Regions from separate parts of the Homo sapiens genome. Here region 1 is linked to region 2. A link is a loop called in an ENCODE intact Hi-C map of the cell type or tissue named here. Cell type or tissue: heart left ventricle. All regions are shown on one strand. Links, peaks and the distances in the headings refer to the core of each region. The heading gives the core; the rest is flanking DNA. Region 1 overlaps PCDH1 (protocadherin 1). Region 2 overlaps LOC107986454 (a long non-coding RNA gene).

Region 1 (2,910 bases), core at 298-2,797, 50 kb before region 2:
GTGTAATAATAAATACTACCCATTTGAGAGGGTTGGGAGGAAAGAGATCATGTGTGTAAAATGCTTAGTACTGATAAAATCTTAGTGTTTGCTGAGATGATGATGATGATGAGTGATTATGATGGCAAAGGTGATGATAAAAGTTTGCAGGGGCTGGGCGCAGTGGCTCACGCCTGTAATCCCAGCACTTTGGGAGGCTGACGCAGGAGGATCACGAGGTCAGGAGATCAAGACCATCCTGGCTAACACGGTGAAACCCCGTCTCTACTAAAAATACAAAAAAAAAAAAAAAAAATTAGCTGGGCATGGTGGCGGGCGCCTGTAGTCCCAGCTACTCGGGAGGCTGAGGCAGGAGAATGGCGTGAACCTGGCAGGCGGAGCTTGCAGTGAGCCGGGATCGCGCCCCTGCACTCCAGCCTGGGCAACAGAGCAAGACTCCGTCTCAAGAAAAAAAAAACGTTTGCAGGACCGGGCCAGGCGCGGTGGCTCACGCCTGTAATCCTAGCACTTTGGGAGGCCGAGGCGGGCAGATCATGAGGTCAGGAGATCGAGACCATTGTGGCCAACACGGTGAAACCCCGTCTCTACTAAAATACAAAAAAAAAAAAAAAAAAATTTAGCCGGGCGTGGTGGCACGTGCCTGTAGTCCCAGCTACTTGGGAGGCTGAGGCAGGGGAATTGCTTGAACCCGAAAGGTGGAGGTTGCAGTGAGGCCAGATCGCACCACTGCACTCCAGCCTGGCAACGGAGTGAGACTCTGTCTCAAAAAAAAAAAAGAGTTTGCAGGACCTCAGGCTCTTTCTTAACTCCCTGGAATTATCTCAAAGTTGTACCCAGATGGTCCGACCATTGCATCACAATTGCTTGGGGGTTTCTCTAGGTCCCACCTCCTGAATAAAGATTCCTAAGGGTGGGGCCAGATAATCCTCATTTTGAAGAAACTCTCCAGATGCTTGAAAGGCCTAAGCCCTCTTCAACTCCTTTCCCCACTGTGAGCAACTCTCCCCCAACCCTGTTTTCCCCACATTCCTCCTACTTTCTGGGACCTTTCCCCAGCCCCGCCATCCCATACCTTCCTTGAGCTGGATATTATCCTGTGGTTCTCCTTCTCTTTCCAATTCAGAGGTTAGATACCACAGTCCTTAATTGGTTCTTTTGCTGGTTGAAGGTAAGACAACTCCTCAGGGTGAGAAAGAGCGTGTGGGGAGCGGAGGTAGTCTCACAAGCATGTGTGCCTGTTCTGCCTAGGAGGTTTGAAAGGTTATAGGGCCTCAGGTTGTGACTGTGAGATGGAGGAAGCCTGAGGCAGGGGCTTAATTCGTAGCTCTTGGAGTGGCCACACATCATTCGCCCTGACTGCCAGATCATGGCCCCCTGAATTAGCGGCTAAAATTTGTGAACAGTCATTTTTCCTGGAAAAATCTGTACCATGGTTTTATAAAATTCTTGAAGGAGGATGTGACCACAGAAGATTAACTATCTTAAGTATCCTCGATCTGGAGAGAACAGAGGCAAACAGTGACTGCCTTATTTATTCTCTTGGTCAGGTTTAGGGTAATTCCCGTGGGCTTCCCACATAACGCCTCACCTGCCAAGACTTTTGTAGAGAATTAGGGTGCACAGTGATACCACATTGTATATGCAGAGGAGGGTGGCAGCAGGATACAGTCCCATAAGAAAATGAGGTTCTCTGGTGATGGTCCTTTGACGATGTGTTTGGGTTGGGGTTGAAGTAGTCAGATGAGCCTTGTGCCAGGTCCATGCAGGTGGAGGGGGGGGGTGGGGGGTGGATCCAAATGGAGTACAGATAAATTCCTGCTTCCTTTAAAGAGATTAACATTCACACCAATCTGATAACGCCGCACACACTTTAGGGAGGGGCCTGTGCTTGGGGAAGGCCATACAGAGGAGGGGATGTGTTTGATTTATCTAAAGACTCTGTGCATTCAGTGAACATTTGCTGAGAGTCTACTATGTGCCCTAAACAGAGAAGACTTACATTTTACCCCAGGAAGTTCTTAGTGGTGTAGGGGAATCGGGTAAGTGAGCAAGTAAAAGAGCAGTGGTCACACAGCAAGTACCAGGAAAGGCTAAGCCTAGAGAGCAAAATAACAACAGTCATTCAAGAGCTGCCAAGTGCCCACTGTGTGCCAGGTCCAGGGCTAAGCCCTGAGGAGGTAGGAGCAAACAAAGTAGAAACTCTCCTGCTTTCTGCTCACCATCTTGGAGCAAAGACAGACAATTAACACATTTTCCAAACAGGTACACAACTACAATTGTGCTAAATGCTTTGAAGGAGTCCTTTGTTGAGTACCCACATTTAGCCCACAGTATCTCAAACACCCTAGGAAATAGGTAGTATTATCCCCATTTTACAGGTAAGGAAACTGAGGCACTAAATCTTTGCTTCAGGTCATGCAGCCAGGAAGTGAGCAGCTGGGTTTGCCTCAGACTGTCTAATGCCACAACCCTCGCTCTTCTCCACCCTGCTGCCTTACATTCGCCAAATGGTATACAGAAGCAACCAAACAAAATGGACAAATAGTCATTGAGTTAGAAGCACTGTCATGGCAGATTGGACCAGTCTTGTTTACTTCTGCATCCCAGTGCCCAGGACAGAGCCTGGCATATTGTAAATGCCCAATAAACATTTGTTGAATGCATGACTGAGTCCCTACAGTGTACCCAGATGTGCAAAGGTGCATTGTTAGGGGGCAGGGGATGAGTGAGTGTACAGAGTACTGTCCCTTCCTTCGTAGTGCTTTGTGTTTGCCTGGAAAGGCAGAGAACTCAGGAATAGGTGCACAATACTGAAGCTGAACAACACAGGCGGGCGGTGTCCCAGTCAGCCCCATGATTCATTGCCTTGGGATTGGAGCAGACAATAAGTGGCTGTGAGTTGGAGGAAGG
Region 2 (2,910 bases), core at 300-2,799:
CTCCTCTCCCAGGCAAGAACTCACCTCTCATCTTTCTATTACCCCTAAAAGGAGGCTGTTTCAACGGGCTCAGCAACTCCCTCGGTTTGACCCCTGACACAAGCATGCCTGCTGAATCTACACCTGGACCTAAAGACTTGTAGAGTCCTTTCTGGGGCTGGATGTTCCCACAGGACAATTACCAGTCATGCATACAGAGCTTTGCTGCCCAAGGGGACTTTCTGAGGGCTGAATATTATTTACTTCAACTCTCCTTTGACAAGGCACCTGAGGCCCAGATGGGGAAAGTCACACAGGACTGTGATGGGGCCTGATCGAGATCTCCTGAATCTTCCCAGTGCTGCTTGCTGTGCTTTGTGGCCCTTCCTCTGGCTGTAACTGTAATCCCACCTATACCTTAGGTTGCACATGCTCATACAGCGCTTACCATGAGCCACCCTCTGAGGCAGGTACTGTTATGATTCCCATTTTACAGCTGGGGAGGCTGAGGCTCAGAGAGGTTAAATACTTCCCTAAGCTAGTATGTGGTCGAGCTAGAATTTGAAACCAGAATGTCCTGCCCCAGAATCTAGACTCCTAACCACTGGGCTGTGCTACCTCTCTTCTCTGGAAGCTTCACCTGTACCTGGACACATTTACCTTCACTTTCCTCTTCTCCTGTCCTTAGCTTTCACCACCACCTTCACAATTTCTCATTTCAGGCTAAGCCAGATAATCACCCCAGACACAAGGGCAGGCTCAGCACTGCTATCAAAATCCCTTTTCCTTTTATCTTCTCCATCACCATCTTAGCCTTATCGCGTTCACTATCATGATCAACTTCACCATTTATAAAGTCTCTAATTGCAAATGACTGTGTACCTATAGACCAATGCAGATCTAACCCCTGCCTTGGGATGGGAGGATGGGGCTTACAGTCAAACCAAACAGCAGTTTAAGCCACATATACTCCTCCCTTTGTAAGTAAAGGTACGAAACCAGAATGTGGAAGGCAGTCTTCTTCTTAAGAGATTTTTCTGCAATAAGATGGAGGTGGTGAAGGAGAAGTTTCGAACAGCCAAAGAGTGCCTGCTGAGGGAAATTAATCAATGGCCAAGAAGATTGCTTGTCATCTTTCAATATCTATAAGAAATAACGAGCCTCCAGAGAGGGAGCTAGAGCTCCAAGGGAAAAGAAGACCAGTGGGTACTCTGTCCAACTCATGCCTCTAAGGAGCTACAGGAGAAAGATGGAGCCATAGGCAGCTTCCACCCCTTTGGATGGTGGCCAACACCCATCTCCCCAGCCACAGTATCTCTCACAGCCCCTGGGGAAGCCAGAAGCAAGCAACACTGCCCAGGAGTTTTAAAACTGATTCTTCCCTTAAGCTCAAGTCCCACCCACCTCCCAACCCAGTGAGCTTGCTGGTTGGCTGTCCATGAGTGTTGGCTGCCAGATGTGCCATCATCCGGCACAGGATGTACAGGAAAGAGGGCAATGGCTTCCCGGACCAGAGTCTCCACCCAGAATTCCAGCCAAGGCCCCAGAGCTCCCAGGACCTGGAGAATTTGTTCCCCCTGGTTGTGTTTGGAATTGGCTGGTTTTCTGGGCACCAGGCCCAGCTCAGTTTAATTTTTGTTTATTTTTATGTACAGATTCTCTTCTGTTTGGGGATGAGCTTTGTGTAAATTATTATTATTTATATGATAAAGAATAAATCACACCAAATAAAAAAACCCACAATCTCTTTTTCTCAATAGAATTACTAAATTAGGGGCTGAAAGGAACAGCCGATATGCTGGGGTTTGGTTTCAGGAAGGCTTTGGACATGGATTCTCGCAAAACGTCTTAGTAAATGGGCTCTGTTATCCTGGATTTGATGCTACCCACAGTCCGCAGAGGCATAAGGGGCCTCCCAGAAAGATGGCAGTGGTTCAGGCCTAAGGGTGGCTTCCTGGCCCTCCAGACATCCCACCCCTGGAGAGATGAGTCGGGCATTTTGAAGTGATTCGCTAACTCAGAATGGGGAAAAAAAGGGAAAACAGGAGTTGGGGATTCTTGCCAGAACATGATCAAATGCCCTGAACTGGGGTGGGGGTAGGGTTCATAGGAGTTACTTGAATAGTGGCATTATTACATCAGGGAAAATGAGCCAATCATTTCTTTGCCTATTCATTAAATTTGCATGCTAAGACTCTATTGGTTGGAATGAAATGAGTCAGGAGGCAGGGATGCAGATGGGCAGAGGACCAGCTGGGCCTGGAAAGTGTCCCCAAGTGGCCCCCATCCCAGCCAGGGTAGGGAGAAGACCAATTCACCAAAAATACTGCACCCTCACCCCCTATCATCCACCTTTGGATAAAATTCTGTTTGGGAACTAGAGAAAGACACACCCAGGGCAAGAATCCATCCTGGGGCTAATATCCTAAAGACCAGATAGAGAAAAAAGTCAGCAATAGTTGTTTTTTGTTTGTTTTTGTTATTTTTGTTGTTGTTGTTTTAAATCTCCTAGGACCTCAGGCTACCAGAGATTTTTCTTTTTTTTTTTTTTTTGACGAAGTTTCGCTCTTGTTGCCCAGGCTGGAGTTCAATGGCGCAATCTCTGCTCACCGCAACCTCCGCCTCCCGGGTTCAAACGATTCTCCTGCCTCAGCCTCACGAGTAGCTGGGATTACAGGCATGCGCCACCACGCCTGGCTAATTTTGTATTTTTAGTAGAGACGGGGTTTCTCCATGTTGGCCAGGCTGGTCTCAAACTCCCGACCTCAGGTGATTCGCCTGCCTCAGCCTGCCAAAGTGCTGGGATTACAGGTGTGAGTCACCACACCTGACCAGCTACCAGAAAGTTTTAAAAAACATCTAGGCTGGGCGCGGTGGCTCATGCCTGTAATCCCAGCACGTTGGGAGGCCGAGGCGGACGGATCACTTGAG

Evidence for each region. Hi-C counts contacts between places; a loop is a spot of excess contacts. Peaks named below come from ENCODE experiments on the same cell type or tissue, not always from the same donor. Only the 100,000 strongest peaks of a DNase experiment are listed, where the experiment ranks them.
Region 1: a loop joins it to region 2, with 2.2 times the contacts of the local background. A loop is called at or near these places in 50 of 110 quality-filtered maps.

The regions. Positions count from the first base shown.
Region 1 is chr5:141,870,999-141,873,908 of GRCh38, reverse strand. The region is part of intron 1 of PCDH1 (protocadherin 1); the gene reads left to right. Among named protein-coding and RNA genes, the nearest start is that of PCDH1, 6.0 kb to the left of the region's middle. RefSeq lists an enhancer at 304-1,026. In heart left ventricle, for the core only: no CTCF peak of the experiment used is centred there; no DNase peak of the experiment used is centred there.
Region 2 is chr5:141,820,855-141,823,764 of GRCh38, reverse strand. LOC107986454 (a long non-coding RNA gene) reads left to right here. Exons shown (of 3, transcript XR_001742906.2): 1 at 1-2,276. Among named protein-coding and RNA genes, the nearest start is that of PCDH1, 56 kb to the left of the region's middle. RefSeq lists an enhancer at 226-726. In heart left ventricle, for the core only: no CTCF peak of the experiment used is centred there; no DNase peak of the experiment used is centred there; H3K27ac peaks cover 1,710 bases.